Regions from separate parts of the Homo sapiens genome. Here regions 2 and 3 are each linked to region 1. A link is an interaction called in ENCODE POLR2A ChIA-PET data of the cell type or tissue named here. Cell type or tissue: MCF 10A. All regions are shown on one strand. Each heading gives the region's core, and the rest is flanking DNA. Links, peaks and the distances in the headings are about the cores only. Region 1 holds the start of KRT6A (keratin 6A). Region 2 holds the start of KRT82 (keratin 82). Region 3 holds the start of KRT84 (keratin 84).

Region 1 (11,362 bases), core at 7,337-11,336:
AGAAATTGTACCAATTCTCTATAATCTCTTTCCAAAGATAGGAACACAGAGAACATTTTCTGACTCATTCTATGAAGCCAGCATCACCTTAATACCAAAACAAGACAAAGATATTGCAAGAACAGAAAACTGTAGAGCATTATCTCTCATAAGCATAGCTGTAAAAATCCCCTATAAAATATTAGCAAATCAAATCCAACAATGCATAAAAAGAATTATAAAAGAATTATACACCATGACCAAGTGACATTTATTCCACGTATGACAGACTGGTTCAACATTTGAACATCAGTTAATGTAATCAATCACAACAATAGGCCGTAGAAAAAAAAACACATGATTATATCAATAGGTGTATTGTGAAAAACAATTTCACAAAATCCAACACCATTTATAATGCAAACTCTTAGTAAGCTTGGAGGAGAGGGGAAATTTTACAACTTGATAAAGAACATTTACAGAAAACCTGTGCTAAGATTATACTTAATGGTGAGAAACTAGAAGCTTTCCTGCTAAGATCAGGAACAAGGCAAGGATTTCCCCTCTCATCACTACTTTTCAAAATAACTGGAAGTCCTAGTTAATGAAATAAGACAAGAAAAGGAAATGAAAGTTATACAAATTGGGTGGGAACAAATAAAACTTTGATCACATGACATAACTGTCTATGTAGAAAAAAAGATGCAATGAAAAACTACCCAAACTTACAAGTGATTATAGCAAAGTTGCATGATACAAGGCTAATATAAAAAGTCAATCACTTTCCAATGTACTAGCAAAGAACAATAGGAATTTGAAATAAAAAACATGATACTACGTATATTAGCACCTCCAAAAATGAAATAGTTGGTATAAATCTAACAAAATATATACATATCTACATAAGGAAAACTACAAGCTCTGATGAAAGACATCAAAGAACCAAATAAATTGAGAGATATTGCACGTTCATGGATAAGAAGATTCAATATTGTCAAGATGTCAGTTCTTCCCAACTTGATCTACAGATTCAATGCAATCCCAATCAAAATCTCAGCAAGTTATTTTCTGTAGACCAAAAAATGGATTCTAAAGTTTTATGAAGAAGCAAAAGATCTAAAATGGCCCAACAAAATATTGAAGAACAAAGTCAGAGTACTGTCAATACTTAACTTCAAGACTTACAATGAACTACAGTAATAAAGGCCATGTTGTGTTGGTGAACGAGTTGACAAATAGGTCAATGGAACATGATAGGAAGGCCAGAACTAGACCCACACAAATATAGTTAACTGGTCCTTGACAAAGAAACAACAGCAATATGAGGGAGCAAAGACAAATGCTATTGAAATAATTGAATACCCCACATGCAAATGAATCTCAACACAAACTTTACACTTTCCACAAAATTAACTCAAAATGGATCATAGCCCTAAATGTAAAATGCAAAGCTATGAAACTCCTAGAAGATAACATAGGAGAAAACCTAGATGACCTTGGGTATGGTGATGACTTTTAAGATACAACACCAAAGCCATGATCCATGAAAGGAATAATTGATAAGCTGGACCTCATTAAAATTAAAATCTGCTCTGCAAAACACACTGCCAAAATGAGAAGGCAAGCCACAGACTGGAAGAAAATATTAGCAAAAGACATATCTGATAAAGGACTCTTATTCAAACTACAATGTATTAGATAACTCTTAAAATTAACGGTAAGAAACGACCTGATTATAAAATGGACCAAATTCTTTAACAGACACATCACCAATGAAGATAATACAAATAGTAAGTAAGCATATGAAAGATTTTCAACATCATAGGTCATCAGAGAAATACAAATTAAAACAATAATGAAGTATCACAACATGCCTATTAGAATAGCCAAAATCCAGAACACTGACAATGCCAGGTGCTGGTGAAAATATGCAGCAATGGGAACACTTATTCATTACTGATGGGAATGCAAAATGGTATAGCCACTTTGGAAGACGGTTTGGTAGTTTTGTACAAAAGTAAACATACTTGGCCGGGCACAGTGACTCACTCCTGTAATTCCAGCACTTTGGGAGGCAGAGGTGGGCGGAACACGAGAGCAGGAGTTTGAGACCAGCCTGACCAACATGGTGAAATCCTGTCTCTACTAAAAATACAAAAATCAGCCGCGCATGGTGGCGCTTGCCTGTAATCCCAGCTATTCAGGAGGCTGAAGCAGGAGAATTACTTGAACCCAGGAGGCGGAGATTGCAGTGAGCCGAGATCGCGCCACTGCACTCCAGCCTGGGTGACAGAGCGAGACTCTGTCTCAAAAAAAAAAAGAGTAAACATACTTTTGCCATACAATCCAGCAGTTTTACTCCTTCATATTTACCCAAAGAAATGGAAAACTAATGCCCACATAGAAATTTGCACATATATATTAATAGCAACTTTATTCCTAATTTTCAAAACTTAGAAGCAACCAAGATGGGTGCTTAGACAATTGGCTGAATAAATAGACAATTTGTGGTACATCCATACAATAGAATTTCATTATTCAGCACTAAAAAGAAATGAGCTATCAAGCCATGAACAGGCATAGAGGAGCCTTAAATGCATATTGCTAAGTGAAAGAGGCCAGTCTGAAAAGGCTACATACTGTATGATTCCAACTACATGACATTTTGAAAAAGGCAAAACTATGGAGACCATAAAAAGCCCAGTGGCTGCCAATGGTTAGGGGGGAAGAAGGAATGAGTAAGTGGAACAGGAGGATTTTTAGGGCAGTGAAACTATTGTGTATGATACTATAATGGTGGGTTGTTGCAGGCTGAAAGAGTGAGGGTCGTGATCAACTCAGTATACCACCGGAGGCTGTATGAGTAAACAGCAAACTAGTCTCATGAATGCAGGTTGTTGGCAAACTGACAAACTGCATCTGCCACCCAGAAGGAATGCTGAGGGCAGTCACGCTGGCAGTGTTTCTCGTGATTAGGCATAATTGACACCTGTTAACAGTAATGTGAACCTGTGATCAATTAAGCAGCTGACCAATCATTACCTCCTCCTCCCTGCTCTTTCTACACAATAAATACGAAGGGCTGTGGAAGCTCAGCGGGCTGCCTTTGCTCACTAGAAACATGGAGCTCTCTTCTCCCCTGGACTCCTTCTTTAAAACAGTTTCTCTGTCTTAAGTTTTCATTTCTACGTTCGTCCCCCTTGGTTCAGTCCCATGGTAACCGTGGCAAACTGCCACAGTGGATATATGTTATTACACATTTTTAAAAGACCCATAGAATGTACAAAACCAAAGTGACTCTAATGTAAGCTATGACCTTTGAATAACAATGGCACATCAATGTAGATTCACCAATTGTAACCAATCTGCCACTCTGGTGGGGGATGTGGATAATGAGAAAGCTATGCATGTGTGTGTGTGGGCGTGGGGTTTATATGAGAATTCTTTGTAGTCTCTGTTAAATTTTGCTATGAACCTGAAGTTGTTCATAAAGTCTATTTTAAAAAATTGTACAATTAATTTGGAAAGCTAATACACATTGACCCTTGATGTCACAATTCAATTTCTAGGTATTTATTTAAGCAAAATGAAAACATTTGCCCACAGAAATATTCACAAATATGTTCATAACTGCTTTATTCACAGTAACCCCAAACTGGAACTATCCCAGGAACTCATCTGTAGGAATGAGTAAGCAAACTGTGGTATATTCATACAGCAGCACACCACTTAGCTGTAAAAAAGCATGAAATACTGATACGAACAACAACCTGGATGAATCTCAAAAACATTTTGTTGAGTGAAAAAAGCCAGACACATACAGCATGTATATAAATGGCACATGTGCAGTATGCATACACCCTATGATTCTTTGGTGGAAAAATCAAAACAGTATTTGCTTGGTGCAGTGGGATTCATAGGGAAGGTGCACAAAAGAATTTTCTGGAGTAATGGGAATATTCTATACCTTGATAGGGTGTGACTTATAGAGGTGCATGGATTTTTCAAAATAGATTGAACTCTGTACTTAAGAGCTACACATTTCACTGTATGTAAATTCTACCTCAATAAACAAAACTGTTTTCTTAAAAAGAGAAAGTGGTTGGGCATGGTGGAACTTCTCTTTAATCCTAGCACTTTGGGAGGCTAAGGCCAGAGGATCACTTGAGCCCAGGAGTTGGAGGCTGCAGTGAGCTATGACCGTGCCACTGCACTTCAAGCCAAGCTGTGGAACAGGGAAAGACCTCCATCTCTAAAAAATGAAATAAAATGATATGCAATAAAATAAAAATAAAGAGAGAAAGAAGATTTCACTTTTCCTCTTTCTATAGTGGAGATAGGAAAGAAAGACGTGTGTTAGGAATGGAACCTCCTTGTGGATGGATTAGCCAATCTACAGTTTCTGCCACAAGGTCCAGACTTTCCTAGCCATGTTGTGTGTTCCTCTGTGCCTATCTGGAAAAATTCAGGCTATTTCCCTGAAACAGCTGAGGGAAGGGAAGAGGAAAAAGAGAAGGAAATTAAATTTATCAGATCCCCCTGAGGCCTCACTTGCAACATGAGTTCCACAGACTTCTGCCAGAATATCAATGATCTGTCGCTAATCCTGCCCCTAGGCTTAAAGTGAAATTATACAAGATTAACAGATGGAAGCAGCCAGGAAATTCCAGGAAATCTCAGAGGAGACTGGCTTGCTTTCTAGGGTATTTGTACTCTAAGAGTAAAATGATTTGAAAGTAAATTTTATAGGTGGGAATTACTCCAGATCATTCCAAATGTGGAGGAATTACCTATTACCTCATAATTAATCAGATATTTTCCCTGAAATATTTTCCTGAATTAACCAGATATTTTCCTGAAATAAAGGGTGTTTGACCAGAAGGCCGATGGAGTGAGACATCCCTCTGTAAGAATTCACTTCATCCTATCTTTTACATTATTTAAGCCAGGCCCTGGGTATGTCACTGGGGGATAGTTGAAATATTTTTTCCCAAGTATACTTAAAAAAAATTAGACTGTGTAGTGAGGGGAGCCTTGCAGCAGTGAGGAAGTAGAAACCAGAGTTCAAAGTGGAGATGGGATAAGAAGGGAGATGGGAACTGGGGAAGGCAGTGGAGAGAAAAGGAAACCAGTCCATTGGAAACTCTTCTTGCAGTTTTTACCGGTCTCTCTGGAAGGCTGGCAGGGCTCCCTTCAACCCTGTTCTTATCAAGGACCTCAGCCACGTGACAGAAGGAGAGCCTGGTCCTTCACCTGCACACTATCTCCTGCTCACAGAGGAGGGTTCCTGCCTTGTCCTGTTGTGCAGCCTGTCCCTTTCTCGCCTTCTCATCTTTCCGAAAGCACTTCTCTGCACTTCCAACCTCCCTTCTTGCCTCCCATCATCAAAATGCCTCATTCATAAGATACACACTGCTCTTCCTCCTCTAACTAGTGTCCCCACACGGATCAGGAAAGCCAAAGGTTGTCCCCTTCTTCCAAATATGCCCGTCAGTGCCCAGCCCAGTTGTGCGCTTTCCAGTGATGTAAACATCCAAGTGCACCTACTTACCCAGTACCAGCATGCACAGGGTGAGTCAAGACGGATTGGACACATGCAAAATATGTCACTCGGTAACTACATTTTATATGAACATGCGTCAAACTCAATGTGTAGAGAGCCATCAGAGTAATTTCTGTAATTGTGCAAACACTCAATATTTGCCCCTCGAAGCACAGAACATGCATCAATCCTGTAGGCTAATGATTGTTTCCAGTTCACTCCAGGCTCCTTGTCAAAATCCACTTTTTTTTTTTTTTTGACACAGGGTTTTGCTCTGTTGCCCAGGCTGGAGTGCAGTGGCATGGTCATAGCTCACTGCAACCTCTGGTTCCCGGGCTCAAGCAATTCTCCCACATCAGCCTCCCAAGCAGCTGGGATTACAGGTGTGCACCACCATCCCCCATTAATTTTTGTACTTTTTGTAGAGAGTAGAGATGTGGTCTCACTATGTTGCCCAGGCTGCTCTCAAACTCCTAGACTCAAGTAATCCACCTGCCTCAACCTCCCAAAGTGCTGAGATTACAGGCGTGAGCCACCGTTCCAGGCATATAATCTACTTTTGATGGTTGAAGTGGCAGCTACAATGCTTCCCTCCATCCCTCAAGTCTGTGAGGAAGAGGTTCTTGATGTATCCTCAGTGGGAAAGTCACATGGAGTGACATCTGGGGATTTAGGAACCACACTTTTAAGGGCAGGTTGGCCTGTGCAAAATGTTATTCCAGTGACCTCTGGACTCCACAACTGACCTGAGATAGAGCCCCATCCCGCTGGAAAATGGAGTTGTGAGACTTCCTGCAGCTGTAGAGAAAGCCACTCATGGATCATGTTCAGATAGGCAATGCTGTCAATGTTCTCTGCAAAAAAAAAATAAAAAAAAATAAACGGACTGTGTGTGTGAAAATTGAGAAACAGAAGGGAAGCTCCAGAGCTAGGTGCATACTGAGTATTCATAAACAACATGATTACTAAGTAAAACAATTTTGAGGGATTCAAGACTCTCTAAACCACTAGGTCTACCATAGAAGGCTGCACATCTCACACTAGCCTTCGTGCTTCTGTCTATGTTGCTTACACGTGTGGCTGCCAGTATTTCTCTTTCAGTGGGTGCTCCCTAGGGACAGGCCTGGCTCGCTGGGATTCCCTCTGAGCAGCATCATCCTGCATTGTGGCTTGCAAGATTAGGCACTGAATCTTAAAGCTTTTGATGATGATGACAATAGCCTCTCCCTCATTCTCATCTGCCAACTCCACCCTGGGAGGCAGAACGCCTAGGCAAATCCTCTTTGAGGCAGACTTTCCATGAGCTCAGGCTTCAGGAGCTCCCTCCTGTCCTCCCTCCACACTGGGAACAACTCAAGAGTGCAGGTTAATCCCTGGGCCTGGAACAAAGGCATTCTGCATTCCAAGGCAATCAGAGACAGCTCCCACCTGAAGGGAGGCTCTCCCGGCAGAAGGAAGAGGCTGGGTTCAGCTGTCCCCTGGGGAGGAGGCTGGCTGTCATCCTGCTTACTCATCCTGCGTGCTTTGGTTTCTCTCACATAGTTGCCTGAACCATCACCCTTTGTTCTAATCTTCTTATGAAGGTTGTGCCTTCCCCACTCGGCTCTTCTAGGGAAACAGAACACCTCTGGGCACCACCATGGGACATGAGCCATGGTCACCAGAGAGGTTTCACCTGAGAATAACCATCCAGGGTAGATAGGGTGGCCTGCCTATGAACATGACCCTCTCCTGGGATAGGTGGTCGCTGGCAGAGGTAGACTCAGAGGCAGAGAGGGCTGGACTCACAGGAGAGAAAAGAACAGGGCCCAGCCTAGGGCAGCTGTCTGAAAGCAGGCCAGGAACAACAGGCACCTCCCACACCAGGACAAAGAAAGACATAGACAATCAATGGCAAATGAGCCAGGTGCAAACTTCCCCTTTTAGTGGTGGTGGGGCCTGGGAAGAAGTGGAATCAGAAATAGATCTTCCGGCAGCAGCAGGATTCCCTCCTCTCTAACTCCCCCTCCACTGTCTTAGAAGCCCTTCATCACCTCTCATGAGTCCTCCCAGCTGACCTCACTCTATGGGGTCACTGGACTTGGTTCCCAGAGCATGCCTGGCAGCTGGGAATGGGAATTTTTTTAAAAAACCTCTTAGTAGATATATAAGAGAATGTCATATAAATTTAGCAAAAGGAGATACACTGGTGTCAGGAAATTAAACATGGCACTTTATATTGCTGGTGCTGTCTGATGCACACACCAAGCCTAGATTGAATAAGATGTTGAAGTTAAACCATCCTCTGATAGACTAAATGAATTACATTACATATTTTATTCAGGGATGAGTTCACCCCCACACTTAAAAAGACAGGAACTCATTAGTGAAAAAGGAACTGATGCAGTTGGCACTGCTGGTTAATAGCAGCTGCCCCTGTGTGTGTACCCCAGAGAACAGCCTGAGACCCAGCAGAGGATGGGCAGGGGAACCTGACTCCATAAGAGGGAGAGCAGTCTTCTGGGCTCCTGCCAAGAACTCAGAGGTTGGATCCTCTCTCCAACCACCTTTCCTTCCAATCACTCAGACAACATGCTGCCTCCCCCACTGGGCGGAGCTCTGTCTGCCCCATGCTGCTGCTCAGCAGAGTGGCTGCAAGCTTGCAAATTGCTCTTCTGATCCTGTTGCTCTTCTGCCTTCTGCGGCTCTGTGTGGCATCTGGGAGCAGGGCAAACCTCTATACATGGCTTCCTAAGTCCTTACTAATGTGGCACAAGCCTGCAATGTTGGTTTCATTTCTCTTACCGGTCTCTGAACCACCCTCCTCCCCCACACACATACCCTGCACTTGTGTCCCTGTTCTTGACGCTTCTTGTGGGCCTCTACATACAAAATGTCTTCATACTTTCCTATGATAATATTAGCTTACCTTCGGTGAGAAATTATATGCCAGATGCCTTGCTAAGACCTTCAATTAATTATCTCACTGAAGCCTCACAATAGCACTTTGAGGCCGGTGCTATGTTCACTCCCAGTTTACAGGTGTAAAAACAAGGCACAAAGGGTTTAAGAAAGTGCAGAGGGACACCCAGGTGCTTGGTCATGAACCTGAGCCCTCTGTCTCCAAAGTCCATGCTCTTAACCAGGGGTTGGCAAATGTTTTCTTTAAAGGGACAAATAGTGACTATTTTAGGCTTTGCAGGGCATACAATCTCTGTTGTAACTACTCAGCTCTGTCTTTGTAGTGTGAAAGCAGCCGTGGACATTGGACATTGACACAGACATAGGACACTGGGTAAATGCATATAGCTCCCACCTGAATTGCCAACCCTTCTTACCCATCCTAGCATCATTCATGCCAAGCCTAAAGCCTCTATCCCAAGAGAGTAGAGTGGGTCGGAGCACATACCAGAAGGAACACTTCTTTCCCAGAACTGGGTGGAAGCACATTCTTGGTCAACCATTGTGCAACCAGGGTGGAGGGAGGGGAGCTGCTTCCGTTGTCTTGAGAAGGTATCTCGTTCTTGCCAGACGCTGAGTTAGCACCTCCTTTAGACAGGGAACACCCTGTTCTCCTGGATGCTGTGTCCCCCCCTCCAAATGTTGGAGAAATGGGACTGCTTTTAAAATAGTAACAAGAGCTTTCCTGAGGCTCTTCTTAGCATGGGAGTTTGTTCTTCCTCCTGCGGTTGCTCATTTATCCATAGGTTCTCACAGAACAATATTGCCCAGGATTGCTCTCCATTCTCCTCATGCACAGTGCTTAATGCATGGACTGGAGAAGTGAAGCTCATTCCTCTGTAAACCAAGCACACTCACCTTTGTCAGCCTGCCCACCCTCCCAGAAGGTGTATATGGATTTGAGATTTCAAGCACTGAGATCAGAAATTAAAATGTGGAATTGACATGTTACATCATCACACTTGTAAGGGCACAATTTTATGATTCACAGCTTCCATATGCCCCTTGACTTTCCCTACACACCCAATTAAACTGTCTGACTCTTGATTCTTAAGAAATGTCAAAATCTGTGGGAATAAAAATCCAGTGAATTCCTTAATGATTTTTATATCACTCATTTTCCGTTGTTTAAATTAAGCTCTATGTAAATGCTCCAAAACAGCAGGGAGAAGGTGTCTATAAATTTCAACTGGAAAGGCAGATTTACATGAGACTAAGCTCAATAGGAAAGCAAGCACTGGAGAGAGAGGTGCAGATATGGAAAGAAACTCCTGGCAGAAGTCAGGTCTCTGAGCACCCTGGGCAATGTCTGCTCCCTTCATTTTAGGTAAACGGCATGTGGGCAGGTGATCACACAGTACACAGAACAAATGTTGCTCCTACAGTGTAAAGACTCAACTCCTCTGTCCCTCTTGCCTGACAAAGGAGGGTTAGATCCCCAAAGCAGACCCCGTTCCTATGTCCAGGACACAAGGGAGGACAGCCAGGAGCTCCAGAAGAACTGGTCCAAATGCAGTGGAAAAAACACAACAGGCTACTTCTTGCTCAGGCCATCGGGCAAATGCCCATACGCCCTCAGGAAGGATCCCACTCAGAGGGTGAGGCTGGTGCAAGTGGAGTAGAAAACCTGTGTGGGAAGGGGGCACACAGGGAGTGTCTGATGAAGAAGAAGGAGGGGACAATTATCACAGATCAGCTCCTTGTCTCCTTTGTTTGAGGACATGACTAACTCATGACTTCAGTGAATGTATACCCGGGCTTATTGTGTTAGGATCAAGTCAAGGCTGGAAGGCAGGAGAATTTCTCTATGACTAAAGGAAGCCAAAAAGCAATCTTCATATTTCATACCTTTCTAGAAACTGGGTGTGATCTCACTGTTGGTAAAGCCCAGCCCTTCCCAACCTGCAAGCTCACCTTCCAGGACTGGGCCCAGCCCATGCTCTCCATATATAAGCTGCTGCCCCGAGCCTGATTCCTAGTCCTGCTTCTCTTCCCTCTCTCCTCCAGCCTCTCACACTCTCCTCAGCTCTCTCATCTCCTGGAACCATGGCCAGCACATCCACCACCATCAGGAGCCACAGCAGCAGCCGCCGGGGTTTCAGTGCCAACTCAGCCAGGCTCCCTGGGGTCAGCCGCTCTGGCTTCAGCAGCGTCTCCGTGTCCCGCTCCAGGGGCAGTGGTGGCCTGGGTGGTGCATGTGGAGGAGCTGGCTTTGGCAGCCGCAGTCTGTATGGCCTGGGGGGCTCCAAGAGGATCTCCATTGGAGGGGGCAGCTGTGCCATCAGTGGCGGCTATGGCAGCAGAGCCGGAGGCAGCTATGGCTTTGGTGGCGCCGGGAGTGGATTTGGTTTCGGTGGTGGAGCCGGCATTGGCTTTGGTCTGGGTGGTGGAGCCGGCCTTGCTGGTGGCTTTGGGGGCCCTGGCTTCCCTGTGTGCCCCCCTGGAGGCATCCAAGAGGTCACCGTCAACCAGAGTCTCCTGACTCCCCTCAACCTGCAAATCGATCCCACCATCCAGCGGGTGCGGGCTGAGGAGCGTGAACAGATCAAGACCCTCAACAACAAGTTTGCCTCCTTCATCGACAAGGTGAGCCAGTGCCATGCCCTCCATGGGGCACTTCAGGGTCCCCAGACCAGAGGAGCAACACCTTCCTGCCAGGGAGACCTAGGAGGGAGGGAGAAGAGGACTCAGCCCAGCTCTGCAGAGAGTGCAGATGGCTGCTGGTGCCCAGCAAGCAGCAGGGATGGGCATCACTCCCCCATGGGATCTCTGGAGTGGCCCTCACTCCTGCCTAGGGAGAACCATAACTTTTCATAACCCTGAAGCACAGATGAGGCCATCAGAGAATGGAGTAGGTTAACTCTTCCCTTTGAAGCGTCAAAGAAAATGCCAGGAGTACAC
Region 2 (11,362 bases), core at 7,094-11,093, 96 kb after region 1:
GGAACAGGATGGACTCCCAGCTGATCAGCCACAAGCTGTGTGACTTGGGGATGTTGCTCTTAACTGCTGTGCTTCCCATTTTCCTGTCTGTGGCATAGTAACTATCTCATTGTGTGGTCAGAGAATTAAATGAGACCATGGATGTAAAGAGTACGGAGTGGTCCCAACACACAATAAATGCCCAATAAATGTTTATTATTGTTATTATTATTATTATTGGTTTGATTTTGACCTGGTGATAAGTCTCAGTGTGGAAGGGAAAGGCCATTCGGCCATGGCAAAAGTTTCACTGATGAAATTGATGGAAAAGAGGAGGAAAGAGAGTGAGGCGGGGGCTTCAGACATCTCCAAAGAGCTGTGTCTGCGACCTGAGCTGGAAAGAAAACCTGAATCCCACCTCCACCTGAAAATTCCCAAGGGCAACAACTCTCCCCAGAGACATCCTCAGGCCAAAGCTGGCTCTGTTGACCTCAGGGACACTCAGGCTGGGTTGGGCAAAAGGGGAAAGGAACAGCCACATGGAAGCCGAGACCTGATGCTGAAATCATGCCTTCTGGGGGCCCCAGAAGTGTTGAGGAGAGCGTCCCTTCCTCTGCCCTTCTCAAGCACCAGGCCTCTCCTCTTGAGTTCCCTGCAGCCTTTGTGGACTGATGGGCCCTGTAGAAAAGTGTCTATGCCTGGAGTCTGTCTACCTTCAAGACCCTCATGGGACAGTGGGTCACTGAGCCAGAGCTCAGGAGGGTTAAGGTCCGGCCTGTTGTAGGGAGGATTCTCCCACCCCAAAAGCCTTCCTCCTGGGAACTTCCTGACTCACCTAGGAGCCCACAGAGGGCACTTGGGTTGAGGATCTGCAAAAAAGCCTAGGAGCAGCCTTGGGGAAAGAGCCAGAGCATCTTTAAGCATATGGGACTTGCCCTCTAATCCCAGAGAAGCCAGGGTGTATAATTCATGGCACGCCTCCCCTCCTATGAAATGACGTAGTCCCAACTCTCCCTTTCCTTGAGGCTGAGCCACTGGATACATGGAACATATCTGTCTGGTTGGCCCCTTTCATCACCCCCACAATCAAGGAAGGAGGACAAATAGGATTTTTATAGGGCCCACCAGCACTGACCATTGGCCCCTTCTCTTTGCTCTTCGCTACCCTAATTATCCACCTTGCTACTTAGCTCTGCCAATATCCCAAGCTCATAAACCTAGTTTAATGGTGATTTGGGGTTTGACACATCTCAGTCCTCCATCCCCCTACCAGATAAAAGGGGGGAAGCTGAGCCTGACTTGATCATCCTGCCCCGGTTCTTTCCTCCAGGGCCGCATTTCTCTGCCTCTCTCTCCTGCCATGTCGTACCACTCTTTCCAGCCAGGCTCCAGGTGTGGCAGTCAGAGTTTCAGCTCATACTCGGCTGTCATGCCCCGGATGGTCACCCACTATGCAGTGAGCAAGGGGCCATGCCGGCCCGGGGGTGGTAGGGGCCTCCGAGCTCTGGGCTGCCTTGGCTCACGGAGCCTGTGCAACGTGGGCTTTGGGAGGCCCCGGGTAGCCTCCAGGTGTGGAGGTACCCTGCCTGGCTTCGGGTACCGACTGGGAGCCACCTGTGGGCCTTCTGCCTGCATCACCCCTGTCACCATCAATGAGAGCCTGCTGGTCCCACTGGCACTGGAGATAGACCCGACTGTGCAGAGGGTAAAGAGGGATGAGAAGGAGCAGATCAAGTGCCTCAACAACCGTTTCGCATCTTTCATCAACAAGGTAAGGGGGCAGTGGCCCAGGGCCGTGAGAGGACCCACTGCAGATCTGGGGTCTGGTCTTGTTCTGGTCCAAGGGAACCAGGAGGAGACTGACATTGAGGAGGCCTCAGTTTATCCAGTGGCCTCCCTCACATTCCACGACCACCAGCCTTTGAAAGCCAGTTAGATCAGATTCTGCACTAAACATTTCTGCTTCCTTGTCTTTCTTAAAATATATCATCTTTCTCTGAATATTATCTGACAAAATCACCAATCACCAAGGTTGCCTGAGGTCAGACTATAAGAGGAACTTCCAAAGCAATACTGAAAGGAATGACCAGAGAGGCAGAGAAATGCCCTTCCTGATGAGGCTTTAACAGTAGAACCGCCTTCTGTGTGCCTGAGCTGTGTCACAACTCTTGAGCCTGAAGGTGAGGATGGACACTGTGACCTCAGAGTTTCCAATCATTTTAGGCCTGGGATGAGAGGAAAGTGGACAGTCAGAGCTAGAGGCACAGGGTGACGGTCACAAAAGTCTTACATCTGTCATCTCCAGAGCCACTGAAAGGCTGCTAGGAAGGCATGCCTTCAGAAGGTGCTGAACTGAATCTGCACCCACTGCAGGAACAGTGCAGATTCCCACATCTACAGCACAGCACCCACTGCAGGAACAGTGCAGATTCCCACATCTACAGTATAGCACCCACTGCAGGAAGAGCGCAGATTCCCACATCTACAGTACAGCACCCACTGCAGGAAAAGATGTGGCATGCCTTCTGAAGGTGCTGAAGGACTCAACAGCCTCTGGGTCCATCCCACGCCCCAGGGAGGCTCTTGGGGTGAGGATTCATTCCACAGTTTGAGCTGGTGTTTCTGGTGACCGTAAGGTTTAGGGGCAAGAGTCCTGGGCCAGAGGTCAGGAGCCCTGGCCACTGGCATTGACTCTACTCCTACACCCGGAATCCCCGGGCAAGCCATTCACCTCTTGGCCTTTGGACGGTGCTGCCCAGTGAGGAAGGGGAGGAATGACGGTGGGAGATTAGAGGAGGTAATATATGCCAAAGTGCTTCACAGAGGAACTTGTTTAGTCAAACTTACAGTTTTATTTCTAAAGCTTATTAAGTTCTGGCTATAAACTTATTCCAAAAACATGGGCCCGAATTAGCAACAACATCACACCACCTTCTGTTAGGCTGGGAGCCTCCTGTTGATGCAGCCACTGACCAGAAGTAGGGCAATGATACTTCTGTAGTTTTCTTGACAGACAATGCACGATGTGGAAAATTCCAGAGCAAGGGCTGGAGACCACGTTCCCTTAGTCAATGTCCAGCCGGGTGGCCATGGTGAACTTACTCAACTCCTAATCTCAGTTTCCACTTTACGAAAAGGGAGGAGGAGGCCAGCAGCTGTCCACATTACTAGGACCTGGACTTTTTTCAGATACAGCCATGTAGGATGCAGCACAGTAGGTGAAAAGAGCTTAGAGTCCCTTGATCCGTCTTTTCCCCTGAGTGTCCCTAGGCTGTCATAAAGGAAAGCCTCGACCCCCAAGCTTCACATCCTCTGACACTAGTATGAAGTTAACAGAGTCCCTTCCCATACACTGTCCCAGGTAGGAGCTTTGGGAAGCAAAGTGAGGCTTGAAGGGACAGGATGTCTTGGTCAAGGTCACGAGGATAGAGAGAGGCAGGCAGGCAGTGCTGAAACAGGACTTGCCTAGGCCTCTTGGAGAAGTACCATCCACTACAACACGCAACCTCTGAGTGGAAAGTAGGGGTCCACTAGGCTCTCCCAGGCAGGGGAGACACAGACACACATGCCCTCAGATGCCAGTCTATGCAGAGACCCTGATTTTTGCAAATTCTAGTGCACTGGTAGCCATGTGTTGGGAGACAGGGCAGAAACTCATTCCATTGCCCTCTCTAAGTCATGGTCCCCAGGATCTCTGCTGCCTGGTGATATTCCATTCTTGGCTGCAGGTCCGTTTCCTGGAGCAGAAGAACAAGCTGCTGGAGACCAAGTGGAACTTCATGCAGCAGCAGAGGTGCTGCCAGACCAACATCGAGCCCATCTTCGAGGGCTATATCAGCGCCCTTCGGCGGCAGCTGGACTGTGTGTCCGGGGACCGCGTGAGGCTAGAGTCAGAGCTCTGCAGCCTCCAGGCTGCACTGGAGGGCTACAAGAAAAAGTGAGTCAGTGCTGCTTTTACCCCACTGGTGGACCTGGGGCAAGGGACAGAAACAGTCTGGGCCCTGATTCCCCATTTATAAAATGGGAAGCCTAAACTTAGTTCACTGGGTGGCAGAACAGTTAGGTGGGATGGTGTCAGCAGGGCACCCCACTTGGCACACGGTAGGAGCTCTGAGACTGTGTATTGCCATCTCTCTCCCCACTACTCCACCTAAATAAAGCCCTCAGATCTCTCTCTCTCTGTAAAATAAGCTCTTTCATGTGTGGCTTCTGGAGCTCCAGCTTCCAGCTGAAACTGCCTGTTGTGCCTTTGCAGATCCTGAACTACTTCCTATTCCACAGACAGATCCCCAGGCCTCTTCCCTCCGGGCTTTTGTTCCTGCTGCTTCTCCTGCCTGACACACCCCTGTCAGCATCTCTCTGCTCCATGTCCAAGCTACCACAGCCCACCTTTTCTCTCACCCCCAACTCTGGCTTCCTGCACAGCCCTTCTGCCCTTTCCCTGCATATCAGGCTCTAGCTCCTTCTGCCTCACTTCCCAGTTCTTTGTGGTTCCTGTTTTGTCTTCTGCCACACTTGCTCCCCCTGAGGATGAGCTCCAGGTCTAATTCACAGCTTGGAGTAGGTGGTTGATAAGCATATGGTAATTAAGTGCTTTCAAGAGGCTGAGGCCCAGATAAATTTTCTCACCAGGTCCCGGGCTGAGTGCCCCATGGGAATCCAGTGTCCTATGGGAATCCAGTGCCCCATGGGAATCCAGTGCCTTGTGACAGTCCAGTGTCCTATGGGAGTGCATGTTAGAGGCAGGCAAGTTGAAACAGGTGTCTTTCTATTGAGGAGAAACAGGGCAAATATACTGAGAGCAACAGGTCATAAGGGTTTGGGTCAGTGAAGTGGAGCCGTGTTGGGGACACTCACTGCAGGTGTCAACCACATGCCTACTCAATGCCAGACACTGTGCTAGAAAGTGTGGGTGCTATTGAAAGAAAAAAGGCTAACTCTTTCCCAGTCCAGTGTGCACAGACCACCTGCACCTACACACAAACAGAGAAGAAGGGAGAGGAATCCCAAGAAAGGGAAAGAGCGGGAGTCCAGGAAGCCTTCCTGGAGGAGGTGCGATTTGCTCTGGCCCTTGGAGGATAATGGCTCATTCCAATGGCATTATCCTCCATTTTGGAAATGGGGAAAGGACAGGAATGGGTGGCAAGAAAGAGGAAGGGCCTGCCAAGTGAAGGGGACAACTCTAGCAGACTGTGACAGGTGAGATGCAGTGAGGCTGTGGGAGGGCTGGAGGCCAGCCTGTCAGCAGAAGCAATGCCTTTCTTGAGGAGTGAGTAGCAAGGTGAGATTAAGAGACAGGATTTGCAGCTCAAGATGAGAACTTTGGCTTTTAAAAGTGAGACAATCGGGGAAGGATGAGGTCCAACTGGTATTTTAAGAATAATAGCAAACACTTTCACAGTACAGAGCCTGTACCAGGCACTGTCCTAGTGCTCTTCAGGTATTAATGCATGTGACATGTTAGCTCACAACAGCCCTGTGAGGCAGAACTAGTGTTAGCCTCATTCTATGGATGACGAAGCTGTGCATCATGAGGCAGAAAGGCCAAGTCACTTACCCAACTTGCCCACAGCTTGCACGGGACAGAGCCAGAATTCAAACCCAGGGGGCTAGGCTCCAGAGTCCAGGGCCGTTGCTGCAGCAGTTCTGCTGGAAAAAAAGAGAGATGGACATGATGAAGCAGAGAAGCTTTTAATGAATTGATGCTGCTTATCAAACTGAACCCCCTGACCAATTCCCTCTGCCTTAGGGGAGTGGTGAGTGGGCTGAGGAGCCCCAAGGAGCCTGAGGAAATAGCCTGGCTGTCTCTGTGGGTCTGGTAAGATGGATAATTGCTACCTCTGCAAATGGACCACAGGTAGAGGCCAGGCTCTGAACCCTCCCAGCGAGGAGGATGCACAGGGTCAGCCGGGAATTTCAGTGACTCAGAAAAAAACAGCTAGGCCAGCAGCACAGCCTTCTTCTACGTTCCCAAGGGAGGCCACTAGGTGAAGTGAACCTCCTCAGCAGCAAGAGAGAATGAAGGTAGCCTTAAGGAGGATCTCCCAGGGAGGACTCATCGCGGGAGAAGGTTCCTGAGGAATGGGGAGAAGAGTAAACTTGACAAGTGGCTACTCATCCATCTCAAGTGGGTGGAGGAGCTAGAGTTGCCAAGACAGGGCTGGACCTGGGCACTCCCCAGGGCATTCAGTCAGTGACAGGCAGAGTTGCCCCCAAAGGCCTGATGCCAAGATCTCTTCCAAAATCCACAAGCCCGACTAAAGCATTTTTTCCTGCCTTTTCCATCAGATACGAAGAGGAGCTCTCCCTGCGTCCCTGTGTTGAGAATGAGTTTGTTGCCTTGAAGAAGGTAAGGAGGAAGCTCAGAGAGGCAGAGCCCCTGAGCTGGCCTGCGTTGCCCCAGGCCACCTAGCCCTGAACTCAGTCCAAACGTGTCTGCAGCCCACCCACTCTGAAAAAGGGTTTTTCGCCCCTCAGACTCCTGTGCCAGCCCCACTAACTCTGAGAATGAGGAAGGCCGGCCTCCTCTCCCCCAACTTTGTCCCCTTGCAAAAGGCCAGCCATTGGCCTGGCCTCCACTTCCCCACTCATGCAGGCCGAAGCTGGGTTAAAGTCATGTCTAACCCTGCCCGAGCAGCTGGAGATGGGACAGATGCCAACGCCAAACCAAAACAAAAGCTCAAAAGCTCTGCCGCAAGCCCCCAAATACAATTGCGATGGTTCCTCAGACAGGTAGCCAGGTATTTCCAGGCCCAGGCTCTGCAAAGTGGGCTCTGAGATGCTGCTGCTAAGGCTCATTTAAGCCCCACCCCCTTCAGATCCTTTCCCATCAGGAAGCCAGGCCCAGGCCTGGGGTCCCAGGGCTAGGGACCCCTTTTTCCCCACCTCGGCTCCATCACCCCTTCGATGCCCATGGGTGTTCGTGAGGAAAGGTGAGCCCCACGCCTTCCCCCTGCCACCAGCTTGCCTGGGAGGTGGCCCAGCCAGGTCACATTCTGTCCCTGCTCTGCTGCAGGACGTGGACACAGCCTTCCTGATGAAGGCTGACCTGGAGACCAACGCAGAGGCACTCGTGCAGGAGATCGACTTCCTGAAAAGCCTGTATGAGGAGGTACCCACAGCCCTGACCTTGGGTGGTTAGTCAGGGCTGGAGCCAAGGGATCGAGAGGGCAGCAGAGTGGCCGCCCAGTGGGTACATTTCAGGGCAAGCATGGAAAGAGGTCCGCACTGTAGAGACGTTCTCAGGCGGTGAGACTCACAGAAGTTGGATCATCCAGGCCATGGCTCACAGGCCCCTCTGGGAAAGTCTCCACCAAGCTCTGGGCAACCAGAGGGTGGGGACAAGGAGTCAGTTGGTGACTGAAGCCCAGAACAGCCATAGCAGAGTTCTATGCACTCTGCTCTGGGAAGGTCAGAACGGGTTCTCCCCTTCTCCTGTCCCCGGACGCTCAGAGAGCTCACTCCTTCTCACATGGGCCCTGCCCCCAGGAGATCTGCCTGCTCCAGTCTCAGATCTCTGAGACCTCGGTCATTGTGAAGATGGACAACAGCCGGGAGCTGGACGTGGACGGCATCATCGCTGAGATCAAGGCGCAGTATGACGACATCGCCAGCCGCAGCAAAGCCGAAGCAGAGGCCTGGTACCAGTGCCGGGTGAGGCCCTGTGGTTGGGGGCAGGGAGACTGGAGAGGTGACAAACCAGGGGAGGGGAGGACCCCCAGACTCCTTCTCCGCAGAAGTGGGTGAGGAGCTAATGAGAGCCACGCCATGCCACAGACACAGGGAATCCCATAAAGCCCAGCTGCTGTTGTTTCTGCCAGGCCCCAGGCCACTTCCCTGCAGAGCACGTGGGAGGGACCCCTCCCCGCCCCGGACAATCCAGGCCTGTCATCAGGGTGCCAGGGCGCCCAGCAGTTTTTACCTGCAGACTCACTGGAAGTGCTCCTGTAGGCAGCGTTCAGTAAACACTAATTGGTTTTACTGAACTGTAATGATGGCAAAGAGGGCTCTAAGCTTCGAGGCGTGGGAGGAGGCTAGTGGCATGGGGTGGCTACTAATGGTAGAGCAGAAACAGTGATTAAGATGGCCTCAGACTTAATAATTAGGGGCTTGCTTGGAGGGCAGGGGGGCCCTAAGGGTAATTAGATTTAACAAATATCATCATCTCAGCCTCTCCTGCCCTGCCTGTGAAAGGCGCCATGCATGCATGCACTCATTGGTCCACTCATTCAACACTGTGTATTCAGCATCAACCACGTGCCAAGCACAGTTCTAGAAGCTGGAGACACAGCAGGGAACAGAACAGACACTAGTCCCTGCCTTCATGTCGCTTTCATTCCAGAGACAAGCTGGGTTCCAGGGTAGGGTTGGAGGGGCAGGGTGATGGATGATAAACAAGGCACATAAGTGCAGTGGATGTATGTTAGACTGTGATACCAAGTGCTAGGAAGCAAATAAACCAGGGGAAGGGTAGGGAGTGTTGGAGTGCAGTTTCAATTAGGGTGGCCAGCAAGGATGTGCTTCCCAAACCAAAACACCAGCTAGCAGGAAGTGATTGCAAAGGTGGAGCAGCAGGTAAAGGGAGTTTGATGACAGAGGGAACAAATTGTGTCACAAAGGCAAAGGTGTTGTCATTTGATCTAATCTTGAAGGACAAATAAGATTCAAAGGGGAGATGGGGGGAGGGTGTGCCAGGCTGAGCAGCAGGTGCTAGGACACAGCAGCAGAAATTGAGGGGCCTGGAGTGCCATGTGCTGTGGAGATCGGGCTGGAGGGGTAGCTTGAGGCCAGGTCACAGCATCTGCAGGGCTGTGCTAAGTCATTTGGCTTTGTTCTGAAGGCAGTGGGTGCCACTGCCCAGGGAGTGCCCAAAGTGATGCTCTGCCCATTTTCTGGAGCTCCATGGTGGTTGGAAGTATGAAAACTTGAAATGGAGTCAGCTCCTGGTGAACCTGTCTGTGACCCACCCACGGCCAGGTTTCACTCTGGCTGGCCCTTCCTCTGGTTGCCCCTGGCAACAACCATCAGCCATGTTGGGTTCAGGATTACAACCACCTCATTTTCCCATCCTGCTAAGTCAGAATCTTAGAGAAAATTCTATTAGTTGAAGATTGCATTTGGCTACCAGGATCAGAAATTCTAAAAAAAAAAAAAAAAGTTAAAATTGAATTTTTACTTTTTTCTAAAGTAGCTTGAAGTACAAAATAGACTGCCCAGGATGACACAGAGATTCTGTGACATCATCAGGGACCCAGGATCCTTTGAGTTCACCATTCTGCCATCTGTAATACATGCTCCATCCTCTTGGTTGCCTCATGTTCCAAGAAAGCTGCAGCACCTCCAATCTCACATGCTTACGCCTGGCAGCAAGGAGAACAGAGGCAAAAAAAGCCAACTGGGTCATTCCCCCCTTTAAAGAGCTTACCCAGAAGCCCTACCCAGCCATGGTCATAGATCTCATTGATTGGAAGACTGAGAAATATTCTCTTATCTGGGCTCATTGTTACCCTAAATAAAAGCAGTGTTCTATTTGGTTCTGGGTTTTTTCTGTTGCTGTTATTTTTGTTTTTTGTTTGTTTGTTTATTTTGAGATGGAGTCTTGCTCTATTGCCCAGGCTAGAGTGCAGTGAGTGGTGCAATCTCGCCTCACTGCAACCTCTGCCTCCCAGGTTCAAGTGATCCTCCTGCCTCAGCCTCCCAAGTAGCTGGGATTATAAGCATGCACCACCATACTCAGCTAATTTGTGTATTTTTAGTAGTGATGGGGTTTCACCATGTTGGCCAGGCTGGTCTTGAACTCTTGACCTCAAATGATCTGCCCGCCTCAGCCTTCCAAAATGCTGGCATTACAGGTGTCAGTCACTGAGCCCAGCCAGGGGTTCTGTTTTAAGAAGAGGACAATGGATATTTACTAGGCAACTGCAGACTTTCCTACTGTAACCAAATAACAAAAGAGCCAATGAGTGTGATTATGTGCTTATCTCTCATTTTGCATTTTCTATATAATATGCTCCCACTCACTATCAGAAAATCTAAAGTCAGCTAATTTTTTAAAACTTACAAATGTAATCTGTACACACTACTATTCAGAAATTGGATTCAGAGTGCAAAGGTTTTTATAAAAAAGTGTTACCTCAAGGTAGGACATAAATTGCATTTTGTTTTTTTTATTGTTTTTGTGGAAAACATACAAATGTTCTCATCCTGATGGGCAGACCCATCCTAATGGGCAGTCCTTGGTCTGTTAGGCAACCCAGGCTGAGCACAGAAACCCCTTCCAAGTTCCAGAGGCATATCTAAAAGGGAGGGAGCCCTCAGGTGAACTTGGGCTCTGGGACAGAGAAAAGGACCAGACACAGAACAGCTCAACAGAGGAGGGGATCTCAGAGGCTGGAGAAAAATCTAACAAGCCTGGAGCTGGGGATGGGGTGAGATGGGAATCAGGAACAGCCCACATAAAGGACCCAAAATTGCCCAGAAGCGGAAGAAGGTAAAGGAGCAGAACCAGTATGAGAACCAGAGAACACCTGAACTAGGAAGTCACGGGAGAAAAGACTGGGAACAGTGAGAAAAGAGGCTAGGAGATGCCATCTTGTGGGGCCTGGGGCTCTGACCTCTCTGTCCTGGCAGTATGAGGAGCTGAGAGTCACAGCTGGGAACCACTGTGACAACCTCCGCAACCGTAAGAACGAGATCCTGGAAATGAATAAACTGATCCAGCGGCTGCAGCAAGAAACCGAGAATGTCAAAGCCCAGGTGAGGCTGGGGAGGACTTCCTTGCTGCAACAGCCATCCTGGGCTGACTGGCCAGTCTGTGCCGTGCAGGGCGGGTTCAATCCTTGCTGTGAGTGCCATTGAAGAGGGAATAAACTTGTGCTGCCTTGCTCAAGCAGAAGCAAGCCCTTTCTACCAAAGGGCTGACCCACAGCAGGATGAGCAGCCACAGGAAATAGTCAGGTCCCCAACAGAAACGAGGTGACCAATGTCAAAGATGAGAAGCAAGGATGCTTCACTAGGTGCAAGTATAGAAAAGATGCACTCCACGGTCCCTTCAGACCCAAAGACTGTGATTCTATGATCCTGAAATTCAAGGTGACTCTCAGTTGTTCATAAAATCAGACCCACTCCATTCTCCTGGGCTAGGGAAGACCAGCTGGGCATTTAAAACATATTAACCCCACAGAAATTTCTCAGCATACTTAAGAGGAAAATCCCCGCTCTCTTGGAGGTATTTTAGACAGAAAACCCATCCCAGTTCCCTGGAGGAACCAGATGTCGCAATCCTAGGATGAAGCTCGCAAATGTGAGCCTGGCACGTAGCCACCCCCGTGTTCTCTCTGCTCTTCTGCGAGTCTGGCTTGGGGCTCCAGGGCCCCCAGTGATG
Region 3 (9,712 bases), core at 897-4,896, 100 kb after region 1:
AGCTCACATTGGCAGGTGATGTCAGGCCAATGCCTAGAACAAAGGGCAAAGGGATATGGAATGTTTACTGGACAGTTGGAAAACCAAAAACAGATACCATTTTCTCAATGGAATCAGTTCCCCCTCCACCCATCCCCTTCTGTACATAGCCGCCCCTTCCTGTTCCCCAACCCTTTAGCTCCTTTTGCTTTGAGTCTGATATGACAGTGATGTGGGGCTGCCCCAGCTGACTTGGAGGCCCTGGCTCAGGAGCTCATAGATGGAGGAGGTGTGGGCTGACTACCTCCCAGAAGCCCCTCATGCCAAGCCTGTCCCACTGGGGCTCCAGGGCCTCTGCCCTGAACATCTGGGCTTCTGTTCAAAATAAACCTACTCTGTTCATGGATTATAGCAATCAGGATTATTTACTCTGCTCTGTGGAAAGTGTGATAAGGCTGAGGGGGAACTGGTGAGCAGCTTTTTGGGACTGGAGTCTTCGGAACAGAAATGAAGACTATTATACAAACAGAAACACTACATGTAAATAATTTGCAAATTGCCTGTGGAAGAAATAGGGCTCTATACAAATCACACTTAAAACCTGCACGTCACACCCCAATGGTTTGCAAGTCACTTGCCATGTTAAAAGCCACAAGCCCATTGCACACAGGCCTCCTCACTACATGGTGTCCTATACACATCCTAGAGAAAATCCTTGGGGTCCTCTATTGTGTCTAGACTTAGCAGCCCCCAAGCCCTAGGCTCTGTCCCTATCCCGAACCATTCTCAGTGCCTGGATACCCCCAGCTCCAGGAAAGCAGTGAAGATGGTGGCAGCCCATGGAGTGAGGAGGACCAGGACACTCCAGTCTCCTCTCCCCATTTAGAGAGCCCAAGACCTGGAGATTTGGCGGCGGTGCTTCCACCCTCTGTGAGGCCTCAGTCCCCTTTCCTCTGCCTCACCGACCCCCTGAAACAGCCCCTCCTGGGGGGTGCTTTCCCCCTTATGGCTCCCCTCTCCTGAGAGTTGGGATGACTCCCCACTCTCCCCAAAGAGCACCCATGCTGCGCCAAGCCCTGCATTAGAGGCTGGTGCTGCAGAATTGACTAAGACTCCCTCTTAACCTTGGAAGGACGCTCAGCCTCCCGGAGAGAAGATTCATAAATAATGAGGGCCAAACAGCATGGGAGCCCCAAGAAGCAGCTCACGACTGCCTGGCGAGGGTCAGAGACAGGATCACAGGGAAGACTGTATGGACAGGGGCTGAAGGGAAGTCTAGAGTCAGATCTGAGAGCAAGCATAGTCAGCAGAACCCATTCCTTCACATTCTCATTGGCTCATTCTGCATCTCTCAAGCACCTGCTATGGGGCTGGCTACCCAGGGCCTGGAGACTCAGTGCGGAATGAGACAGCCCTGGTCACGGCCAGTTTACCCCATAAAGCGCAGTAGACACTGTATGTGGGGCCGATGGTAGAGAATGTAAGATGGGGCAGCCACTGTGGAAGACAGCCTGGCAGTTCCTGAGCGTGGTCCCCACAGAGGTACAAGGTGAGTCAGCACTATCACTCTTAGGCATACATCCAAGAGAGATAGAAACCTATGTCCATGCAGAAACATGCCCGTGAAAGTTTATCACATTACTCCTAATAACTAAAATGTGGAAACAACACTGTGTAGACATGTCACAGTGTCTATCCAAAATATGGCACACCTACACAATGGAATATTCTCTGCCATATAAAGGAGTCCTGTGCTGATACATGCTACAGCATGGATGAACCTTGGAAACATTATGCAAAGTGAAAGAAGCCAGTCACGAAAGGCCACCTATTTTACAATTCCATTTGTATGAATGTCCAGAATATGGGAATCCACAGAGAAAGCAGAGCTGTGGCTGCTTAGGGCTGGAAGGAGGAGAATACAGAGCTTAGGGGAGTCATAGAAGCCACAGCTAAAGGTTGCTTTGGCCCGGTGTGGTGGCTGCACCTGCAGTCCCAGCCACTTGGGAAGCTGAAGCAGGAGGATCACTTGAGCCCAGAAGTTCAAGATTGCAGTGAGCTATAATCGCACCACTGCACTCCAGCCTGGGTGACAGAGCAAGACCTTGTCGCTTAAAAAACATTTTTTTTTTATAAAAAATAAAGGTTTCTTCTGGGGTGATGAAAATGTTCTAAAATTGGCTGTATTGATGGTTGCACACTCTAAAAGCCATTGACTCTTACATTTTAAATGAATGAATTATATACAGTAATAGCAATTATATCTCAGTAAGGCTATTTTTTTTAAATGGGGCCTTGGCCGCATGCCCCATGGGCTTACAGCCTACCGGGAAATACAGACCGGGGACACAAAATTACAGCTGTGAGGACTGTTGTGATGGTGGCAGAGCAGAAGGCCATGGGGACAGAACTGAGAGTCCCACCTTAGTCCTGAGGCTCTGGAAGCTCCCAGGAGGAGGGGCAGGCAAGCCTGAGTCCTGGAGGCCCACGGGACTGTCTGGGCAGGATGCCAGCAGCAGGCTCCAGGCTGGGGCATCACAGCTGCCAGCTGGGCACGCAGCACATGGCTGGGGCCTGTGAGTGTGATTCCGGGGATGCACATCCACATGCTGGGAAAGAGAGAAGGAAATGATGGATCTGAGAGCCTTGTTCCCACTTGAAGCCTCGTCTCTCTGGACCTGGGCCTGGATCCAGCTCCACTCCCTGCTGAGGACTAATTCAGAGCACCCTAGAGCCAGAGTGACCCTCCGCCCTGTAGTCAGCAAACAGATTCCAAGGAGACTGGCCACCCCATCTCACAGATGGCTGCTCGAGGCCCAGGAAACGGCCCACCTTGGTGTTGGGACTGAGCTAAGAATGAAGCAGAAGAGGGAAGGAAGACTCCCCCCACTGCGGTGAGGTAGGCTCGGGGCCTGGTAACCACCCTTTTGGGATTTTGGTTCCAGAGTGCCTGGCCCCTGATAAGTGTCTGCTGGGCAGGGAGGCTGCCTGGAGTCATCCCATAAGCACTGCTCATCCCAGGAGTGTGCTCCCACGCTCAGCCCTGGATGTGAGCACAGAGACCAGGGCACCCCCTCCAGGACACCCACCAGGGACTCCCCAGCATCGTGCAGCTGTGTCCCCATTCCCCCTTCCTCCCCAGGAGAGGAGACATTCAAAACAGGCGGGACAGATGTGCCTCCTGGTGGTGGCTGGGATGTCTGCATTCCATTCAACACAGCAAACACCTCCTGAGTGTCTTCTGGGGTCAGCCCTGCAATGGGTGCTGGAATACAGTAGGAACAGGCCCCGGCCCCCTGCCCTGGTGAGAAAGAGAACCGTCTGCATGAAGCCAGAGTTTCACTGTACTCGGCTTGGCCTGGAGTCTCCTAATCCCAGCCCCTCCAGAATGTGCCAGTGAGGATAGGATGGGGAACAACCCAGAGAGGCCTAGGGAGGCTGGGGGGACCTGAACTGGAGCTCTGTATTTCTGTGTCTGTCTCCACAGAAAGTCTCCCATTTCCTGGCCCTCTTCCTCCTGAAGCTTTCAAGTGCTCACCAGAGTTTCTCTCCCTCCCACACAGCTCCTCCTTGTTCCCCTGGCCCCTCCCTTGGGTGACTCTGCCCCTAATGGCCCTTCCTCACACCAGTCACATCTGTGGTCCCAGGTCCACCCACGATTGCCACACTCCAGCCAGGGTCACCAAGTACCCAGAAAGAATCCTGGCAGGGGCTGGAATTGGGAAAATGGCTCTAGAAATGGCACCCTGAGCAGAGGAGGGGGTGCTTGGAGTCGCTGAACCTGGAAGAGGCTGTCCTAGCCATCCTAGCACCTAAGTGCAATGCCAGGCGCACATTAGCAACCAATAAAGGTGTGTTGAAGCAAACTGAACTAGATGTCTACCAGGAGCAACATTTTCACTCTGGACAGGTGACAACCATGTGGGCCATGTGAGACATCGCATTAAACCTGAAAAAACCATCCTTCCTGGAAGAAGTGAGAGGGGTGGGTAGAAAACAAGAAGGGGGTGCTTTATCTTCCGTGGGGAGGCGTGTTCATTCATCTGAGAGGGGAGAGAGGAGGAGGTACTGGCAAGGGTGGACCTAGCCTCTCACACACACCCCCTGCCCCCCGACCCCCACCCCTGCTGGGGGGACTCTGAAGCTTCCTTTCCCAGCAGGAGCAGGTCTTAGCATGAAAACTTCTCCAGCCAGTGCCTCTCTCCAGCACAAACTCGTCCCCAGGCTAAACAGAAGCCCTCTGAAGCCTTCTCAGAATCTGGGCTTCCCCTGTCATCCCCTTTCCCACACACACACCCAGCCACAGTGCAAACAGCGTTCCCAGAACCTGCATGGCCAACCAGGATGTCCCCCTCCCTCAGGCAGCCCTTCCCCTCCCTTTCCTCTGCTCAGCGTTTCTGCCTCCTCCCTGCTCCACAGATAGGATCCTGATGACCCAGCAGCCAGGCATGGTAATGCAGCCACGGAGCCTGGGCTCAGCCCGCAAGTCTCTGGAGTTACACTCAGGCTGACTGACAACAGCAAGAAGAAACTGTTGCAGCAGCAAAACCTCCTACCCAAAGTTGCCAGGGCAACTCCGCCCCCTCTCCCCACCTGCCACCCCCTAAAAAATGACTGAGGGTTGTGTTATGCATCGTCTGGCGAAATAATGCCTCCAAACTGCAAACTGCTGATGGTGACAGTTCATCACAGAGCAGGGACTATGCTTGACTGGTCCCAATTACAATTACCCCCACCCCACCCAGCCTGATCAGGGTTGAGGGAAGCTGGGACATGGGACAGGAATGGCTAATGGGGTATGAATGCATCTGCCATGGGAGCAGGAAGGAGGCGGGTGTGGATGGGAACAGGGATGACTGTGTAGAAGTGAAGGGAGGATTGTGCAAAACAGAGAAGAAAAGGGAGGAAGGGAGGGAGGAAAGAGCCAGGGAAAGGAATGGAGTACAGTAGCAGCTGCCAGGCACTGCACAGTGCACATCCCAGGCACTTCCTAGTCAATCCTCATCATACTATGAAACAGGGAATATTCCATATTAACATGAGGAAACTGAGGCTTAGAGGTTAAACAATTTCCCCAAGGTCATTGGTATACCATAGGGGTGGAAGGGACTACTACCATTATTTAGAATGGCCAATGCATGCTGAAAATTGTTAATAAGCTGATTGGTTGGTTTTAAAGTTCTCTGCAGAAAAGTTCCCCTAGTGCCTGCACCTGCAGCAGAACCTGGCCACCACCCTGCCCTTGGTATAGCACTATCCAAGATCATACTGCTAGTCGGTGACAAATCTGAGTTTCACCCAGGTCCATCTGACTCTAAAATTGATATCATCTTCTGGGTCCCCACCAGGGTTCTCTAGGCAGGCCATCCCTCCCACTCCCTTCCCCTTTCACCTCCACCAGACAGCCTCTGGTCCCCCTGCCCCAATCTCCTGGAACCCCTCGCCTGGCCTCAGAGGAGTGGGATGCCCTTTCGTTCAAGCAGCCTGGCTCAAACCCCAAGAGGCTGGAACTGGGGGACAAACTGGATTGGTTCTCCTTTGAGCTCTTGAGTTTCTGCCCCACCGTCCCCTCCTGGGCCATTCCTGTCCATTTGGGAACTTGGAGTCTCTTTTTCCCGAAATATCTGCAAAATCAAATGCCCAAATTCCTGTTCTTCATACTTCCTATTTCTTTCTCCTCCTGCTTTTAATCTTCACAGCCTCTTCCATTCACTCAACGAAACTATACAGAATGCCCACCATGTGCCCCACTCTGAGTCCTGGGGACCCCTCAGAGAGCAAAATGCACAGCAGTGTCTGCCTCCTAAAGCTTTGCTCCAGCCAGTACAAGTCAACGACAACAACAGGCAAATCCACCCAAGAAGAGGACCTCAGATGGCTGTAAATGCTAAGGCGACAAGGAAGCGGGGCAGGTGTACAGGGAGGACAGGGAGTTTCCAATAGAAGCTAAGAGGATGACATATGAACAAAGCCCTGGAAGAGTTGAGGGACCCAGCCATACAGCTATTTGAGGAAAAAGGTTCCCAGCAGAGAAAACAGCAAGGGGGTAAGCATTCGAGGCAGGAGTCATTCTGCCTGTTTGATGGACAGCCAGGATGCTCAAGTGGCTGCAACAGAGTGGGCAGCGGGACAGGTGGAGGGGATGAGGTCAGGGAAGAGGGAGGCACACTGCATAGTGTCTTACAGGGCATTGACTCTGAATGGGTGGGAAACCATGGGAGGAGTTTCGGCATGGAAATGGCATGATCTGACATGTTTTTAAAGGATCACTCTGTGCTGCTAAGAAAAGCCTGAAGGGGCAAGGGAGGAAGCTGGGAGACCAGCTGGGAGTGTAGTTCAGAAGATCCTGTGGGAAGAGATGGGCCTGGGCCAGCATGGGAGCAGCAGGATGGTGAGAAGGAGTAGGAGTCTGGATATATTTTGAAGGGAGAATTTGCCAATGAATTGAATGTGGGAAAAGGGAAATAAAAAACAGAGGACAAAAGGATGACTCCAAGATTTCTGGCATGAACTATTGCAGAGATAGTGATGTTGGCAAGTGGAACATATTTAGCAGGAACAATTAGGAGAACAGTTTTGGTCATAAAGTCATCCCTCTGTATCTGTGGCTCCCACCTTTGTGGATTCAACCAACTGCAGATTGAAACTCTTAAAAAAATTGCATCTGTGCTGAACAAGTACGGACTTTTTTCTTGTCAATAAAGTATAACAACTATTTACATAGCATTTACATTGTATTAGGTATTATAATCCAGTGATGATTTCAAGTATACAGAAGGATGTGTGTGGGTTACATGCAAATACTACACCATTGTATATCGGAGGCTCGACGAACATCCATGGATTTTGGTATCCACAAGGGGTCCTGGAACCAACTACCTGGGGATACCAAGGGACAACTGTATTAAGTTTGAGATGCCTATCTGATATCCAAATAGAGATGTTGGTTAAAATATATGTGTGGCGTTTAGGGGTAGGGAGGTCTGGGATAGAGTTGTGCCTTGGCAGTCATGAATGAACAGATGGTATTTAAAGTCCTGAGTCTGTATAATATCACCAAGGCAATGAGTCTAAAGAAGAGAATAGATACCCAAGGATTGAGCCAGGGACTCTGCAGTGTCTAGAGGTTGGGGATATGAGGAGGAACTGGCTTAGAAGACTGAAAAGAGTGTGGCAAGAAATCGAGAGAGTGTAGTGTCCGAAAATCAAAAGAAGAGCGTGTTTCAAGAGAAAGGGCATGGTCAGCTATGTGAAGAAAGTGAGAACTGAGGACAGACCATTGAATTTAACATGGAGGCCACTGGTGGTCTTGACGAGAAGTATGCACTTCTTATTGTTTTTCTGCTTCATTTCCCCCTTAGACATACAGCTGATAGCTGGAAAAAGAAAATACCGCACAAATGAGCTGGATGCTTCTGGTCAAAAGCATACATCCCCTTCCAAGTGGAATTGCAAGCATCCCAAAGAATCTCAAGCGTCCAGTCAAACATGAGTTCCCCTGGGCAAAGGATGCACTAGAATAGAAAAGGTAAACACCAGCCTGGCTCAGGGTCCTAAAAGAGCTGCAATATTGCTAACAATGATAATATTCAGCTGCTGAGAACTTTTCCTTTTCTATCCAGATGTATATTGCTTTGTGTCTCTCTATCCTAACCAAAGATTCATCAATAATTCAAGGAACCTAAATGGACAGGCCCATAAATCACACCTATGGTATATTTGGGGGCTAAAAATCATGTAGTTAGCTTTCTATACAGAAACTTTCCAATGCTTTGGCCTCAAATCATGCCACAAAGTGTTGACTGCTGGAAATCCTCAAGATAAATGTTCTGCTGGGCATGGTGGTGGATGCCTGTAGTCCCAGCTATCTGGGAGGCGGAGGCGGGAGGATCACTTGAGCCCAGGAGTTCAAGACCAGCCTGGGCAACTAGATCATGTCTCTAAAAAAAAAAAAAAAATTTAAGATAAATCTTCCCCTACTACCATGAAGATAGAGACTGTCTTTGTAATCTCTGTACCCTCAGCAGCAAGCACACTGCTGGATACATAGCAGGCACTCTAAAACTGTAGAATGAATGAATATCTCTGAGTGTCTCAAATCACAGATGTGTCTACACTAGCCCAAATGAGCTTTACTGTAGATTCAACTCTTGTATACTAAACAGCCATATTGGATAAAACATGGCAGAAGGTTTTTTGATGATTTAATTGATTTGCAGAAATGCAACAAACTGTATTTTCTCCATATCACTTCTTACTTGGAGATGTGCACACACTCCCACCTCTTTAGGGGGTTATATCTTCATGGATGCATCCCATGTGAGCCTCTTGCTGGAGCTGTCGCCATCCTAACTTTCTGGTGGTTAGCCACACTCACAGTGAAAAAACCTATTGCATTTATGACCAAAGCAAATTAATGTCCCCTTAATGGCAATTGTGGTAGACTTATAGGGAAAAAAAAGACTATAATGTTTATATGTTTATGTGTTTTTAATGTTTATTGGTTTGCTGTTACAGCCCTCATCCCAATGAGACTAGGTGTGTCTGAGTTAACTCATTGTCAAGGAGGTTATAGGCATGCAGAGTTTCTGCTAACTACCCAAGCTCATAAATGCCTGCAAATGGATTTTTTCATTTTTATGGGGCCAAGCCTCAGATCACCACACACATAAAAGGGGTGCAAGGGTTCCACTGGCCTCAGAGGGACTCCCAGCTCCAGCTCACCCATTCTACACTTGCTCTTTTGCTCCCAACCAGGAAGCCATCATGTCTTGCCGCTCCTACCGAGTCAGCTCTGGTCACCGGGTGGGCAACTTCAGCTCTTGTTCAGCAATGACACCACAGAACCTGAATCGCTTCCGGGCCAACTCTGTCTCCTGTTGGAGTGGGCCTGGATTCCGGGGCCTTGGCAGCTTTGGTAGTCGGAGTGTCATCACCTTTGGATCGTACTCACCCCGGATAGCAGCTGTAGGCTCTCGGCCCATCCACTGTGGAGTCCGCTTTGGTGCTGGCTGTGGGATGGGTTTTGGTGATGGGAGAGGTGTTGGTCTGGGGCCTAGGGCTGACAGCTGTGTTGGTCTGGGCTTTGGAGCTGGCAGTGGCATTGGCTATGGCTTTGGTGGCCCTGGCTTTGGTTACAGAGTTGGAGGGGTTGGAGTCCCAGCAGCCCCATCTATCACAGCTGTGACTGTGAACAAGAGCCTACTGACCCCCCTCAACCTGGAGATTGACCCCAATGCCCAGAGGGTGAAGAAGGATGAGAAGGAGCAAATCAAGACCCTCAACAACAAGTTTGCCTCCTTCATTGACAAGGTACCTATGATAGCTGAATCTCTGGGTCTAGGAATATTACAGCCAAAATGCGCTAGAGTGCTCTTTCCCTTAAAAAGAACTGGCCCGGTTCTGGGGACTTGACCTTGACCTCAGATCTTTCAAGTGCCTACCTCAGGCATTGTGGTATGCTTTATGGGTTGCTCTGCTGCAGAGCAAGGCCAAGCCAGAGGACGAGCTGCATGGTGGGATAGATTCCGACAGTGTTGATATCTTCTGGAGGACAGAGGAGCATCCAGCCAAACTCGAGGGCATCTCGACAAACTAAGATGTTGCATCTGGTCACTTAGAAATGTCTCTGAAACAGGCTGGAAACACTGGGACTTTAGCCAGGTGTTGGCTGGTATATGCTTAAGAGGTTTTATTCTTTGAGATCCTTTTGTTCCTTATGAAGTTTTCATAG

Evidence for each region. Peaks named below come from ENCODE experiments on the same cell type or tissue, not always from the same donor. Only the 100,000 strongest peaks of a DNase experiment are listed, where the experiment ranks them.
Region 2: POLR2A ChIA-PET joins it to region 1 with 11 read pairs; 2 of 35 experiments call an interaction of 5 or more read pairs at or near these places.
Region 3: POLR2A ChIA-PET joins it to region 1 with 24 read pairs; 2 of 35 experiments call an interaction of 5 or more read pairs at or near these places.

Annotation. Positions count from the first base shown.
Region 1 is chr12:52,492,334-52,503,695 of GRCh38, reverse strand. It overlaps KRT6A (keratin 6A), which reads left to right and starts at 10,439. Exons shown (of 9, transcript NM_005554.4): 1 at 10,439-11,047. The coding sequence starts at 10,508. In MCF 10A, for the core only: no CTCF peak of the experiment used is centred there; DNase peaks (open chromatin) are centred at 7,425, 8,065, 8,995 and 10,255.
Region 2 is chr12:52,396,255-52,407,616 of GRCh38, reverse strand. It overlaps KRT82 (keratin 82), which reads left to right and starts at 1,282. Exons shown (of 9, transcript NM_033033.4): 1 at 1,282-1,750; 2 at 3,708-3,916; 3 at 6,268-6,328; 4 at 6,995-7,090; 5 at 7,468-7,632; 6 at 10,609-10,734. The coding sequence starts at 1,340. RefSeq lists an enhancer at 11,123-11,292. In MCF 10A, for the core only: no CTCF peak of the experiment used is centred there; no DNase peak of the experiment used is centred there.
Region 3 is chr12:52,384,619-52,394,330 of GRCh38, reverse strand. It overlaps KRT84 (keratin 84), which reads left to right and starts at 8,679. Exons shown (of 9, transcript NM_033045.4): 1 at 8,679-9,291. The coding sequence starts at 8,746. KRT82 (keratin 82) reads left to right here. Exons shown (of 9, transcript NM_033033.4): 9 at 1-400. In MCF 10A, for the core only: CTCF peaks have their summits at 2,938 and 3,137 (motif pointing left); DNase peaks (open chromatin) are centred at 2,480 and 3,160.